Regions from separate parts of the Mus musculus genome. Here region 2 is linked to region 1. The links are chromatin loops, found by intact Hi-C in ENCODE. Cell type or tissue: heart. All regions are shown on one strand.

Evidence for each region. Peaks named below come from ENCODE experiments on the same cell type or tissue, not always from the same donor. Only the 100,000 strongest peaks of a DNase experiment are listed, where the experiment ranks them.
Region 2: it touches region 1 in a loop (2.9-fold over the local background); 14 of 42 quality-filtered maps call a loop at or near these places.

Annotation. Positions count from the first base shown.
Region 1 is chr8:110,897,644-110,905,643 of GRCm38, forward strand. It overlaps Fcsk (fucose kinase), which reads right to left and starts at 4,845. Exons shown (of 24, transcript NM_172283.3): 1 at 4,779-4,845; 2 at 2,190-2,294; 3 at 1,752-1,903; 4 at 1,556-1,606. The coding sequence starts at 2,271. In heart, no CTCF peak of the experiment used is centred here; a DNase peak (open chromatin) is centred at 4,818; H3K4me3 peaks cover 1,246 bases; H3K27ac peaks cover 874 bases.
Region 2 is chr8:110,966,050-110,974,049 of GRCm38, forward strand. St3gal2 (ST3 beta-galactoside alpha-2,3-sialyltransferase 2) reads left to right here. Exons shown (of 7, transcript NM_009179.3): 4 at 1,368-1,547; 5 at 3,139-3,184; 6 at 3,495-3,614; 7 at 4,053-6,448. The coding sequence ends at 4,226. Among named protein-coding and RNA genes, the nearest start is that of Gm51551, 20 kb to the right of the region's middle. In heart, no CTCF peak of the experiment used is centred here; DNase peaks (open chromatin) are centred at 752, 1,462 and 4,332; H3K4me3 peaks cover 1,471 bases; H3K27ac peaks cover 1,968 bases.

The DNA of each region.
Region 1 (8,000 bases):
AAAAAAAAAGTGTGTACCTACTTATCTGCATGTGTTTCGTGTTCATGCAGGTGCCTGCGGAGGCCAAAAGAGGGCATCAAATCCTCGAAACTGGAACTATCAGTGGGTGTGAGCGGTCCAATGTAGGTGTTAGGAACTGAACCTGGATCCTTTGCAGGAGCATCAAACACTCTTAATCACTAAGCCATCTCTCCGACCCCATGAGGTCCTGATCTAAAGACCTAATAATGGGATCTGGGCCAGTATGATGCCGGTTCAGTGGATAAGGGAACTTGCCACTAAGCCTGAAAGGCGACTCAGAGTCCTTAAACTCACATCGTAGAAGGAAAGAACTAATCCCAAAAGTTGTCCTCTGACCTCCACGTGCATACACACATGCACATACACATAATAAATATAACAAGAACTTTACATACATAATAATAATCTCCAAAAAGCACAGACTGTGCTGAAGAGGTGGGACCTGGGTTGGAGAGATGGCTCATTGGTTGAGAGTACTTGCTGCTCTTAGAAAGGACCCAGGTTCACTTCAGAGCACCCACACTGGGCGGCCCACAACCTCCTGTAACTCTGGTTCTGTGGGAACCCGATGCCCTCTTCTACCCTCTGTACCCTGTTCTGACCTCTGTGAGCAGGGTATGCACATGGTGTACATGCAAACAAGTAGAAACACACACATGCAAGCGTAAATAAAAATAGGGAAGGAAGGGCAGAGACAACAGCAGAAAGCCACATAGGTCCAGAAGGTTTAACACTGGAGAGTAAGACGGGCATCTATAGCAATGACAATATCCTGGCTGTTTACAAATTACCACTGGGGGAATCTGGGCAAAAATACATACATACATACATACATACATACGTATATACATACATAAAACAAAAAAACCTCTGTATTAGCTTTTATCTTGATAAACTTTCCAATTAGAATTGACTCCTCAGGACTAAATTCAGGTTGTCTGGTTTGGCACTAGGAGCCTTAGCTCACTGAGCCATCTTGCCTGCCCCAGATGGACCTCTTTCTTTTATTATTATTTGTGTGTGTGTTGCATGCACATTTGTGTGTTCATGTATTTGTGTGTGTTGTATGCATATGTGTTGCATGCACATGTGTGTTGTATGCATATATGTTGCCTGTACATGTATGTGTCTATATGCATGTATGTGTGTGTGTGTATGTGTGTGTGTGTGTGTGTGTGTGTGCTGCATGCACACACGTGTGCAGGTGCATGTCCTCTGATCCTGGGATTATAGACACACAAAGCCATATTCAGATTGTACATGGTATTGGGGATTTGAACCCAGGCCTTCATATTTACACAGTAAATGCTCTTACCCACTGAACCCTCTCTCCATCTCCAGATGGACGTTTTGATTTGTGTAAAGTACATTCCTAACCAGCTCCCAACGTCTAGACAGTTCCTTTCATTCATCCCTCTGGATTTACACAATGAACACCTTGCACATGCACCATGGTAGAACACCCCTACAGTGTCATCCAATCGCTCGAACCAAGATTCTGACCCTCCGCACGCACATTCGGAATCCTGCTTACCATGTGCAAGATGAGGATCCAGGCAGAGTGCAGGACATCGGACGTGACCACCTGCCAAGAGCAGGAGAGACAATGGGGCAGAGATGAGCCTGTCAGACTCACAGAACAAACCCCCGAAGGTCTAGAAGTCGTCGACACTATTTGAGTTTCAACGGGAACATGGGCCAGAGGGGCAGCGCGGCTCAGAAGCACTCACAGTGAAGCCAGCTCGGGCACTCAAGTGTTCAGCAGCCACCAGCAGTGCGTTGAGGGTGGCTCCTCCGCTGCCGACTCGAGTCTGGGGATCCTCCACAGCCAGTAACATCGTCCCCGCAGGAATCTGCTCCCGTCTCTGCCTTACCTCCAGCTCTGGGAGCAAAATAAATGTTGGGGGACACGCACAGTCACCACTAGTCTGCCCTGAACCAAATGACTGGAACACTCATTTGATTACTTTGATTTAGCGCTCTCTCTCTCTCTCTCTCTCTCTCTCTCTCAGGGCCAAGGACGTGACGTGTATATCAGGTATCAAGACTAGGAAGAAAGTCTGTGTTTCAACCCAGGTCTACCAGGCCCCCAGTGCAGCAGGGGTCTGGTAAGGAAGAGAAGAGAGAGTTCCTAATATAAAGAAAATGGGGGACGGTGTGTCACCTACCTCTCTGAAAGACCTGGACACTGTCCTTGTACTGGCATGTCAGGATAATGACAGTCCAATTGACTCCCTCTGACTGCTCCATTCTGGCCAAAATGGAGGGGCTTCCTGAAACAGCAATGTATAAGCATACGTGAATGTTTCTGATGGTCATACGTTAGTGTGACTCGTTCTGGTATAATTTTATGAATTCTAACACAAGCATGGGTTCTTTTTTAATTTTATTGTATTTTGTGTGTAAGTGTTTTGCCTGCGTATGTGCATTATAACACATGAGTGCAGTGCCAAGAGCCTTCGGAGGTGAGAGGTGGGTGCCAGTTCCCCTGTGACTGGAGTTACAGATAGCTATCAGTTATCACGTATATCCTGGGAATTGAACTCAAGACCTCTGCAAGAACAGTAGGTGTTCTTAACCAGTGAGCCATCTCTCCAGCCCCTCCTTATCCTTAACTCGGTTCACTGGACTTTTAAAATAAAAAGCATGCCTTTAAGGGCTAGAGAGTTGGCTCAGCAGTTAAGAACACTGGCTGTTCTTCCAGAGGTCCTAAGTTCAATTCCCAGTACACACATGGCAGCTCACAACTGTCTGTAACTCCGGTTCCAGGGGATCTTGATATCTTCACACATACATACATACAGTTAAAACACCAATGCAAATAAAAGAAGAATAAGTTTTTTTTTTTTTTTAAAAAAAGCATGACTTGTAATGTTCCCCTCCGCAAAACAATATGTGGTGCCCGACAGTGGCTGAGTGAATGACACACCTTTCCAAGGTGGCAGTGGAGTAAGAAAGTTTTAGCCTAGCCCTGTTTGGGAGGAAATGAAGGCTCTGAAATAGATTCCAGGTCAAAGACCATAGTGCTGGCTTTAATTGTCACCCTGATATAACATAAGGTCACCTCTGAAGAAAGCTCCTCAGCTGAAGGTCTGCCTCAATCAAATCCCCTTGGGCTTGTCTTTGAGAGGCTGTGGTGATTGATGGCTGATGTAGGGGGCCTACGCCACTGTGTGCGGGCCCCATCCCGAGGCATCTAAGAGAGCCCCTGGGTCATATAAGAAAGGGCTGAGCAAGCAAGAAAGCAAACCAGTAAGCAGCATGTCTCCACGATTCCTGCTCCAAATACCTGCCTGGGGTTCCTGACCGGGAAGTATAAAACATATACCCTCCCTTCTCCCCGCCAGGTTGCTTTTGGTAGTTTTATCACAGCGATAGAAAAGCAAATTTAGACAACTCTGAATAATATGGGGTTGCTGGGTGAGGGTAGGGGAAGATCTGGAAAAGTCTCAAGAAGTCAAGCAAGGCTATGGAGTTTTCCCAGTCAGATCAGCCAGGAGAGTAACTAACACTTAAGGAGTGTTTCTCAGGCACCTAGCCAACGGCATTGTAGTGACAGCTCACAGGAGCCATTCACCAGTCCTAATAGGTGATCTTATCACACCACAGGCATAAAGGAAGCCTGGCTTAAAGAATAAGCAGGCTGCCTAAGGTCAGGTAGAGCTAGCATAAATAGCTGGGTGTGTCCCCGTGTCTATGTTCTCAGTCACAGGGAGGAATGGTCCTGGGTTGTCACACGTGGCATTTGCACAGTGATCTTAGAATACAGAGAAGAAATTATAGCAGCACTCTGCCCATTTTCACAGAGCTTCATTTGCTCAATCCAAGTTGGAGTTTTGAGGACTGGAACTTTTTATGTCTTTTTTTTTTTTTTTTCTTTTCTTTTTTAGTTACGACATAGTCCTACAAAGCAAACCTGGCTAAAAGCTTACACCAATTCATCTAGTCAAGGATTTTTGGTTGGTTGATTTTTTTTTTAGTTCTGTTTGCTTTCCAGTGCTAGGAAACCTCAGGAAAATTGCAGGAGAGTGAGCATACCCAGGGATGATAAAATAAGGCCCCTTATGCATACACGCACGCACACTCCAAGTACATATTTTTAAGACAGGCTCATATTATGCAGCCTTAGTTGGCCTCAAACTTTCCATCTTCTTGCCTCCACTTCCCAATACTAGGTTTACAGGCCTGGGCCACTATGCCAGCTCATAATCTGCTCATTGAACAAAGATGGTATAGGTAGGGACTACGCACATTTCAGCATTTTAAAAACTTTAAAAGTTGAATGTATGTGTGTGTGTGAGTGAGTGAGAGAGAGAGAGAGAGAGAGAGAGAGGGAGAGAGAGAGAGAGAGAGAGAGAGAGAGAGAGAGAGAGAGAGAGGCAGGCCCAGGAGACTCTAATTTGCAGCTTTTTGAAGAACAAGAGGCAGAAAGAAGTTGGCTGGAAGTAAAACCAGATAGTAAACAATACGTTCATACAATGTGTACCCAGTGGGGTAAACTGAGGCAGGAAAACGACTCAAATCAAAATCAGAGCAGCGCTGGCATCTAGAGCTCCCTGGCTCAAGGGAATGTCGCTCGGTGTGCCAGGTGTCCGCAAGTCGTGGGGGTTCCCTCTGAAAACCCAGATCAAGAGAAGACTGCACTACAGAGGTCCCCTGCAGCTAACTAGCGCTGGGGGCGACGGCAGAGATCTGGGAAACCCGCAGGAAGGCGCCCCAAACTACAGTGGAACTGAAGACCCCGCGGACCCACATACCTGCGTCCGCCCAGCGCTCGCAGAGCCGGCTCTTTAACGCGGCTGCGCATGCAGCGCGGCGCACCCTGGGAAATGGAGTTCATTCGGCCTCCCGCCAGAGTCCTCAGAACCTACTCGCAGCCCCGCCTTACTGAAAGGACAAAGTTCTCAAACTTACAAGGAGTGCTAAATATACAAATTTCCAGAGAGAACAGGTGTCTTAAAGACACTGGCCAACTGTTTCTTTGTTTGTTTGTTTGTTTGTTTGTTTGTTTGTTTGTTTGTTGTGACTCGGGTACAAGGTAAAAGTATATTTTGATTGTTTTGTTTTGTTTTGTTTTGACAGGGTTTCTCTTTGTAGCCCTCACTGTCCAGGAACTCATTTGCCTTCCTCTGCCTATTGAGTGTGTGTGCAACCATCGCCTGGCTGTAATTTTGACCTTTTAAAATACTTTTTATTAAAGCTAAGTCTTTCTTAACTATTGATTAATTGAATGATTGATTGATTGATTGATTGAATATGAGTACACTGTAGCTGTCTTCATGCACACCAGAAGAGGGCATCGAATCCCATAACAGATGGTTGTGAGCCATCCCGTGGTGGCTGGGCATTGAACTCAGAACCTCTGGAAGAACTTAACTGCTGAGCCATCTCTCCAATCCCTTTATTTTGACCTTTTAAAAAGGATGGGGGTTTTGGGGTTTGTTTGTTTTTTTCTGTTTTTTGTTTTCTGTTTGGTTTTTCGAGACAAGGTTTCTCTGTATAGCCCTGGCTGTCCTGGAACTCATGCTGTAGACCAGGCTGGCCTCGAACTCAGAAATCCACCTGCCTCTGCCTCCCAAGTGCTGGAATTAAAAGCATGTGCCACCACAGCCCGCTTAAGAAGGATTTTTAAAAAGTTATTATTTTAGGGACTGGAGAGATAGCTCCACTAGTTAAGAGCACTCACTGCACTTCCAGAGGACCAGGCAGATCACAACATCCTCACACAGACATAAACCACCAATGCAGGCAAAACACCAATGCATATGAAAATAAAAATGAATAATTATGAAAATGACTTTGCTTTTATTATTACCGTCAATGCCATCATTTTATGTGCCTGAGTGTTTTGCCTGCATGTGTGTCTGCACCTCGTGCATTCCAGAAGAGGTTGCCAGCAGGTATTGGATTCCCAGAAGTTAGAATTAAAGACCATTGTGACCACCATGTGGGTGCTGGGAATCAAACCCAAGTCCTCTAGAAGAGCAGCCACCTGCTGATCCATCTCTCCACCTGTTTTTTGGTTGTTTTGTTTTGTTTTATTTTTTATTTTTTTTAGATAGGATCTTCCTATGTAGCCCAGGCTGGCCCTCATTCAAACTCCTCCTACTTCAGTCTCCAGAGTGCTAGGATTGTACGAACTCACCACCATATCCTTCAGATTTTTTTTTTTTTTTTAAGACAGGGTTTCTCTGTGTAGCCTTGGCTGTCCTGGAACTCACTCCAGAGACCAAGCTGACTTCAAACTCAGAGATTCACCTGCCTCTGCTTCCCCAAGGCTGGGATTAAAGGCGTGTGCCACCATGACCCAATTTCTTCAGATTCTCTTTTCTTTCCCTTCTTCTTTTCTCTTAACATTTTTATTTCTTTCCCCTGGCAGAAGCCCAAAGCCACTATTTTCCTCAGGAGCTGTGAAGAAGCAGAGGCTGGCTCGCCATTGTTGCTGAGGAGGGAACATAGGCAGCTAGAATTGCATTGACAGGAAACGTCCCTGTTTTTCTCAGGTGGATCCTTCTGGAAGAAACTTCCAACTCTACAGTGGAAAACTTTGCAGCAAAGCTTTGCAAAAGCTGTGCGTGACAGCATTGTTTGCCATAACCCAGAACTGGAAATCACTTCAGCATCCCTGTTTAGGGTTTTATGTTTTATGGAGGTTTTAATTAGAATATGGTTGATATATTTGCACAGTAATGAACTTCCTTCGTGACCTTCTCTAAGGCTGGATGGGGTGGCACAGGCCTGGAATCCCAGCTCTCGGGTGGTAGGGGGATCGGGAATTCAAAGTTATCCTCCCCTGCATAGCCCAGGTAAAGGTGGGAAAAGAGAACAAACTCAAAATTGCCTCGCTGGCTTTTGGCCTTGCTCTGGCCCAGCACTTCCTCACCATGCACCCTTTCTTCTCTTTTGGAATAGTAACATATATTTTGTGCCATTGTATGTTGGAATTGTGCGATTTGCTCTTTGACTTTGATGTTACAGGGGCTTGTGGTTAAGAGAAGGTCTTGAGGGGCTGGGGAGATGGCTCAGTGGGTAAGAGCTTTGACTGCTCTTCTGAAGGTCTTGATTTCAAATCCCAACAACCACATGGTGGCTCACAACCACCCGTAATGAGATCTAACACCCTCTTCTGGTGTGTCTGAAGTCAGCTACAGTGTACTTATGTATAATAGTAAATACATAAATCTTTGGGTCGGAATAAGTAGCGACTGAGCGAGTGGGGCCAACCGGGGCGAGCAGGGTTGACCAGAGCAATTAGAGGTCCTAAAAATTTAATTCCCAACAACCACATGAAGGCTCACAACCATCTGTACAGCTACAGTGTACTCATATACATAAAATAAATAAATAAATCTGAGAGAGAGAGGTGGCCATGACTCTCAGAAAAGATTTGGACTTTAAGCAGTGTTGAGACTGTAAAAGATTACTGGTGGTTTTAAAGTTGGATTTAATGCATCTTGCGTTATGATATGGCTACGAGTCTTTAGGGCCCAGGAAGTGGAATATGGTGGGCTGAATGAGAATGTCCCCTATAGATTCATATATGTGAATGCTATATAGTCACTAGCTGTTTGGAAGGATTAGAAGGATTCGGAGGTGTGGTCTTGTTGGAGGAAGTGTGTCACTGGGTGGGCTTTGAGGTTTCAAAAGCCCAAGCCAGGTCTGTTCTTACTCCCTTTGCTTGGAGATCAGGATGTAGAGCTCTCAGCTCCAGGGCCATGGCTGCCTGAGAGCCATCATGCTCCCTGCCATAATGATAGTGAACTAAGCCTCTGAAAGAGTAAAGCAAGCTCCCAATTAAATGCTTTCCTTTATCAAAGTTGCCTTTGCACAGCCGTAGAACCGTGACTAGAACAGAACACACAGACATGAAATTAAAAATATTTTTACATCCTGCATCACGGGAGGTGGAGACTGAATCAGCAGTTCTAGTGCAGCCATGGTTACAGCCTGGATCTGAGACTCTCCTCCGGAAAGAAGGA
Region 2 (8,000 bases), 68 kb after region 1:
CTTCATTCCAATATTTTCATATGTGCATATAATTAGTTTTGATCGTACTCACCCACCCACCATTGACTTCTCTTCTTCCTCCTCCCAAGTAGGCTGCTTTCAAACCTTTTTTCCCCCTAAAATTGGATAGTCACAGCTCTTTGATCTTCAGGGCTTGGTCTATCTGTCTCTTGTATTGGGTGGTGGTGGTGCACGCCTTTAATCCCAGCACTCAGGAGGCAGAGGCAGGCGGATTTATGAGTTACAGGTCAGCCTGGTCTACAGAGTGAGCTCTGGGTCAGCCAGGACCACACAGAGAAACCCTGACTCAAAAACAAATAAACAAAAACGACGACAACAGATAAAGTTTGCTGCTTAGGTCCTCAGAAGCCTAAATCTGGATTCCAGCATCGGTCCAGCTTGGTAACACCAGCCGAATTCTTCCATGTCCTTCGTGCCCTTTCCATCCACAGGCAACTGAGATGTTGGGAGAGGAGCAGGAGGAAAATAGCAAGAGGTGCTCTGTGGCATAGGAAGTCTACACCCATTCCTGAGATTGGTGCCAGCTACTCTGATTCGATGTTTGTACAGTTTCATAGAGCTGGCCTGAAAGCTAGGGGGGCGCATGGAGACTGTCCCTCCCTCCCGGATCCCTGTGCCATAGTGAAGGAGCAGAGCTTCTGGTCACCCTACTGTGGTAGGAATGCTGCAATGTCCTCTTAAACAGCAAGAAGCAAGACCAACAGGCTCGTGCTTAGAGCCTGTGATGTAAGATGTTTACCAAAATGGGAGGCTTGTCTTGGCACACGGGTACATCTCTGTGATCCCAGCACTTGGGAGGCGGAAGCAGGAGGTCAGGAGTTCAAAGCCGATGTTTGATACACAGCAAATGTAAGGCCAGTCTGGGCTGTATGAGATCCTGTCTCAAAGAGGAATCGGGGTACTTTCCATCCTTAGGATATTTCACTGAATAGAGCTGGGTTTGTTACCAACATGTAACACTTACTCCATCCTGGTACCTAAGTGGTATTCGGTGGGTGAATGTACAGATTGTACCCCCAGTTCTTTGATTAACAGAATAGTCTTTATCTTTACTTAAGCAACCATTGCTGAGCCAAAGTGTACGTCATTTTATTTCTTTTCCTTTTTTTTTTTTTTAAGACAGGTGTTACGTTACGCTGTAGTGCAGGATGGCCTCAAATGTGTGGCAATCCTCCTGCCTCAGCTTCTTGAAAGCTAGAACTTTATGGGCATTAGCCGTCATGTCCAACTTCCTTTTTTATTTTTGGTGAGTGCCAAATTATCCTGTAAAACCCGCACACCACGTTTCATGGTAGTTCCTTCTCACACCTCTCTCTCTCTCTCTCTCTCTCTCCCTCTCTCTCTAGGATGAATCAGGCACCGACTGTGGGCTTTGAGAAGGATGTTGGCAGCCGAACAACTCACCATTTCATGTACCCAGAGAGTGCCAAGAACCTGCCTGCCAATGTCAGCTTCGTGCTGGTCCCCTTCAAGGCCCTGGACCTAATGTGGATTGCCAGCGCCCTCTCCACAGGACAGATCCGATTGTGAGCCTCTTTGCTGGCTGAGTAGCACACGGGTGTCAGGAGTTCTATGGGAGGGCTTGTCTCTGAGTTCAAAAGGTTCTCTAATTGAATTAGTGCGAAGTAGGAGCTCAAAAATGGAGTTGATTCTATGTCACTTCCCTTGTGGTGCAGCTCAGGGTACAGCTCTGGGCTGTGGGGTTTTTTTTCTCTGGTAACTGTCTTTGAGATGGCAGTTCTATCACAGCTGGCAACCCTGACAATTCATTTCACTGAGGGTTTGTTGTTGTTCTTTTTTAAGATTTATGTATGTATTGTATGTATATGAGTACTCAGTCTTAATGCAACCCAGAAGAGGGCATCAGATCCCATTACTGATGGTTGTGAGCCACCATGTGGTTGCTGGGAATTGAACTCAGGACCTCTGGAAGAGCAGCCAGTGTTCTTAACCACTGAGCCATCTCTCCATCCCTGGTTGCCTTTTCTATTTATTGCTGTTTGTTTGTTTTATTTCTGAGACAAGCTCTTGATAAGCTGCTGAAACTGGCCTTAAATTTTCTCTGCAGCTGAAGCAGGCCTTGAACTTGTGATCCTCATGTCTCAGCTCCCCTACTGACTGGGATCACAGGTCTGTGTCACAAGGCCTGGTTTACCAAAAGTTTGTCAGGTTTTGTTGGCTTACATTTAAAAAAAAAAGCATTTATGTGAATGTGACTGAGTGTATATATGTGCACTGTATGTGTGCAAGAGCCCAAGGAGGTTGGAAGAGGACATCGGATTCTCAGGAACTGGGGTTATACAGGTGTTTGTGAGCTTCCATGTGGGTGCTGAGAACTAAATCTGATTCCTCTGCAAGAGCAGCAAATGCTGGTAACCACTGAACCATCTCCCCAGCTTTATTTGATTTGTTTTGTTTTTGTTTTTTTTTCTTCGAGACAGGGTTTCTCTGTATAGCCCTGGCTGTCCTGGAACTCACTTTGTAGACCAGGCTGGCCTTGAACTCAGAGATCCACCTGCCTCTGCCTCCCAAGTGCTGGGATTAAAGTAAAAAAAAATTTTTTTTAAAGTAGTAAGAAGGCCAAAAGTGGTTTAGCAATGGCTTACTCCTTATGCCTTGCTCAGTCTACTTTCTTATAGAAGCCAGAGCCACCGGCCTAGGGGTGGCTCCACCTACAATGGACTGGACCCTCCTATCAGTCACTAATTAAGAAAATGCCTCACAGCTAGATCTTATGGAGGCATCTTCTTAATTGAGGTTCTCCCCTCTCAGATGCCGCTAGCTTGCGTCAGGTTGACATAAAAAGTAGGCACACACACACACACACACACACACACACACACACACACACACACGGCGAGTTTGAGATCAGCTATTCCAAATGCTGAGTTTCCCAACAGAGAGCTTAGGGGAGAAAGGGTGAAACTGCAAGTTCCTAGGCTTGACTAGAGGATCCCAATTTTATCCCGAAAGCCACTGAAGGTTTTTATCATGGCCCTGCAGTGGCGAACATGCAACGGGAATAGGTCAGTCTAGAAATTGTGAGGGTGTCACTATTTGGTCATCAGGAGCAAATGTGTTGCCATCTGAAAGGTTTTTTTTCCTGTTTTCTTGCAGCACCTATGCCCCAGTGAAGTCCTTCCTTCGAGTGGACAAAGAGAAGGTAAGTTCTCTACCCCCTGTCTTTTGACTCTCACCACCATGGAAATTATGCTGGCTTATTCAAGCGATGCCAAGAGAGTGAGTGAGTTTTAGGATGGCCAGAGCTACCCAAGAGAAATCCTGTCCTGGGGGTGCAGGGGGAGGGGGCAGGTGTGGGATCTGCATCTGCTGGTATGCCTGACCCCTACAATGAACACAAGAACCTAGGAATACCCATGTGCTGCATTCCCGAGGAACTGCTAGAAGCTGTTCAGAGCCTGGCCCAAATCTCCAGACCTCCAAGCCCTTCATGTACCTTTCTCTCCTTGCAGGTCCAGATTTACAACCCAGCCTTCTTCAAGTACATTCACGACAGGTGGACCGAGCACCACGGGCGCTACCCTTCCACAGGAATGCTGGTGCTCTTCTTTGCACTACATGTGTGTGATGAGGTAGGCAGTCGGTGTTGTCTAGAGCAGAATTAGGAGAACCATAAACAGAGGAAACAGCCCTTTCCCCATCTTAGCTGTGGTTCCCGGGAAGTAGTTTTTGTAAACAGAAACCATGTTTTTTCATATCTGTTATTCCTATAAACAATATTTTTGCATTTCCCATCGTCATTACCTTTTAAGATTTACTAACAAAACTACTTCATTTAAAAGGCACATTTTTAGCAGGGTCATGGTGGCACCTGTAATCAGATACGGAGAGTTTGAGACAGGAGCAGCGTTTGAGGCCAACCTGGGCTACATAAGACCCAGTCGTGAAAAAGCGAAACACAAATGAGAAAGAGACAGAAGTCCCCTCTGAGTCAGTGCCCTTATGTCAGGCCTGGGTGTCCCCAACCACGCCCCCGACTCCCAGTGACCCCTGTGCCACCCTCCTCACAGGTGAACGTGTATGGGTTCGGGGCCGACAGTCGAGGCAACTGGCACCACTACTGGGAGAACAACCGGTACGCGGGCGAGTTCCGGAAGACAGGCGTGCATGACGCCGACTTCGAAGCCCACATCATCGACATGCTGGCCAAGGCCAGCAAGATCGAGGTCTACCGAGGGAACTGAGCGGCCCTGAGCGCCTTCAGAACCAGTCACTTCTGGGTCCGGCAAGCGCCGGTTGCAGCCCACCAATCAGACTGCGCCGTCCCCAGCAACCAATCAGTGCTGCAGTTGGGAGGAGCTTCTTTCTTAGCCAATCACGCAACTCAAGGAGAATTTCCGGCGCCGCCGTCTCCACCAATCATGGCCTTGGGAGGCGGCGGGCCTCGACCCCCTCCCCTAAACCTGCTTTGGATAAGAATTTTGATGCTTTTTAAGAGGCGGGTCTGGGGCTGGGCAGGAGCGCCTTGAACTGCTCATTTCCAGCTTAGGCCGGGTGGGTGAGTGAAGCCATCCAAAGAAATGTGGTTCCGGTGAGACACTCTCCAGGGCTTTCCGTGGCGCACCAGGTAGTAGGGGGTTGAATTCACCCCCTGTTGGGTTGATCTCCCTAGGGCCTCACTAGTGTCAGGAACGGGTAGGAAGCTTCACCGGGTCACATGCAAGGTGCTTCTCTCACATGTGCCCTCACTCCTGTCTCCTACCACCTTCTCAGCGTCTGTCCTTAGGTCCTGGGCCTCCTCTCCAGCTCACCTGTTGATTCGGAGACAAAGTGAGACCACCCTGACTCGGCTGCTTTTGCTCTCCCACACGTGACCCGTGTCTTTAGCCCTAAGGCGCGAGAGAGCAACACGGTTGGACAGTTGGCTGGAAAGGAGATCCCTGAGCATGTACCGTTTTCTTTCATTGTCACCCCAAAGAGGAGCAGGCAGCCTCTTGCTTGGGGGTAGGATTTGCTTTGGACTCATGCTTTAGTTACCCTCAAGCTGCCAGGGATGGCGATCCAACCAAGATTGCTTGACAATTGTTTGCGGGGCCTCGCGCAGATGGCTCGGAGCTTTGCTGGGGAGGAGCGGATTGGTGGCTGCCCTGCATGCCTCCTCCTGTCCGCACCTTTACCCTGCTTACTCGCCTGTTCTAACCTACTCTCCAGCTCCAGAAGGGCCGCTCAGTCAAGAATCAGGGGTTACAACTGGAAGCTACTTGCATGACTTGGTCACAGTTGAGGTTCACTGGGAGAAAGGGCTTCAGTGAATGTCTCAGGCCGCAGAAAACACGTCCCTGCTGCAGCGTCCACATAAATATTTCCCATTCTTAATGAGTTCACATTACCAAGCAGCCTGGTTGGGGGACAGTCACACATAAGGGAGAGTGTTAAGAGGTTTGGGATGAGGCAACAACCCTAAAAACTAATACATGGAGAACTTTGCTCGAGTCTGTTCCTTCCCAGTTTCAAAAGCACGGGTGGAGGAAAAAAAAAAAGGGAGGGGCGTATAGCAGAACCTCTCAGGGCTCGAACCATCGCACATAGTCACCGTTCCAGTTTTTGCCTGTCTCATCTCTGCTCTCAAGCTGCTGTGATGAGAAACGGGAAAGCAATGCAATTATGCCAAACAGTATTGAGAAGAGTAATTTATTTTTCTTCCCTTTGTTTTGTTTAAATCATGAATCCCCATTCTAGAAAAGGTAGGTCCCAGAATCTACATCTTTTTCTTCTAGAGTTATTTAAACATTCAACTTTCCCTTCCGTTTCTTTCCCTGAATTAAAAAGAACAAAGCCCATAGAGTCACTCATCTGTTCTGAACTGCACCATCCTAGGTGTCTAAGGAGGTAAGGGTGTTTGGGAGAACAACACAACTCTGATACCCTCTTACGGCTGAGGAGTCTAGTTCATGGGCTCTGTTCACTGAAGTCCCCCCTAAGGACTCTGAGTATTATGGTTTAAAAAAAAAAATCAACTTATTATGTCAGGCATGGTGGCATGTGCCCTTAATCCTAGCAGTTGAGAGGCTGAGGGGCAGGAAAAGAAGTTAAAGGCTAGCCTCAGCTACATGGTAACTTTCAAACTAACCTGGGCTACATGAGACCTTTCTTAAGGGGGAAAAAAAGGAGCAAAAAATCTCTAGTGAGTTCTCTCACGAGTTCTGACATTTTTCTGCTTAGCCCAATCGTGCTGTGTGGCCCACAGCTTGTTGCCAGTACAAAGTGCTATGCAAAGGAAGAGTTCTCTGGGAGAGCTGCGGAGGGCAGATAGTGCCTCTCTGAGTTTTGCCTGTCACTAAGGATAAATGCTTAAACTTCAGTAGGGTAACTGGAAAACAGGGGGGAATGTTGGGTCTGCACCTTAAACTACTCACTAAAATAGGTCGTATGGATCTTAGAACTAAATTAAAAAAAAAAAAAAACCAAACCCACAGGTAGTAAGTAGTACTTCTTGTCTTTTCAAGACAAGGTTTCTCTGTGTAGCCCAGGCTGGTCTGGAACTCAGAAATCCTCCTGCCTCTGCCTCCCAAGTGTCGGGACTACAGGTGTGCATCATCACAGTACAGATGGATTACCTTCCCCCACCCCAGCTGCTGTGATTCATCCCTGCAGTCTTAGCGAGGCTGAGGAGGTACACTAAACTAGTGTTGATTTTCTGAGAGAGCAGCTGTCTTGTACCTATGCTCTGTAGACCAGGCTGGTCTCAAATTCCTAGGAGATCCATCAGCTCTGCCTCGTGGGTTCCAGGGTATATGCTATTTAACAAAAAAAACTGACAGACATCAGATACATAAGTTTTGTCCTCTGGTCGTTTAACTCTTCTGTGATTATGGTTTCTGAGACTGGGGCAGGGCTGTTCTGTTAAAATAGATAGGAGACCAATGTGGAAGGCAGCATGTAGAGTTTTATGTTCATAAAACCTATCAGGATTGCACGAGGGTAGCTGGGTAGAAACAGCAATGGTCTGGGATGAGCTGTTTTTACTCCATTCTTAGACCAGAGATGGCCTGCCATGTGGCTTTAATTTTGCTTTTTTGAGACAGGGTTTCGCTTTGCAGACTAGGCTGGCCTCAAAACCAGAGGCCTTTCTGCCTTTGCTCTGAAAGTGCTGGAGTGTGCCATCCCACCCCCTCCCTTTTTCTTTTTCTTAGAGATTTATTTATATGTAGGTACACTGTAACTGTCATCAGACACACCAGAAGAGGGTATGTCATTACAGATGGTGGTGAGCCACCATGTGGTTGCTGGGAATTGAACTCAGGACCTTCAGAAGAGCAGTCACTGCTCTTAACCATTTAAAAGGGAGGGGGGCTGGGGCCATCTCAGTAGCCCCCACCCCCCTCCCTTTTAAAACTTTACATGTGTTGGTGTTTTGCCTGCATGTGTCAGATCCCCTGAAACTGAAGTTACAGTTCTGGGCTGCCATGTGAGTGCTGGGACTTGACCCCAGACCCTCTGGAAGAGCAACTACTGGTGTCAGGCACTGAGCTCTCTCCAGCCCTTTCTGCCTTGTTTTTAAGAGATGTTCACTTTCAGTGTCACCATTTAGGTGAGTGCAGGTAGTAACTATTGCTCCATCTTGTTTTGTGCCTTCTCACTTCTCTTGCCCTTCTTTGAAACTTCCCCACAGCACTCAAACACCTGCACACTCACAGGCAAACCTTGATGTCTTCTGCACTACCCATTCTAGGCAGACCGTGATTTTCAATCTCATACCTGCTCTCCCGTGTTCACCATCATTCAAGGGCTGAAACTCTAGCCTACATACACATCTATCTGGTACTTCTCTTCTGTGGAACCAAAATATTTCAGATCCAAAAGAGTCTAAACATGTTTTGTTTGATCTTTGTCCTTTCCTATTGTTGTATAGGCTAAATCCCTGAATTCTGGGCTCAGTTGATATTTATTTCACTGTCGAGGTTCACAGGTGAGCACCAATACAACATCTTAAGATCTAAATGAACATAAAAATGACT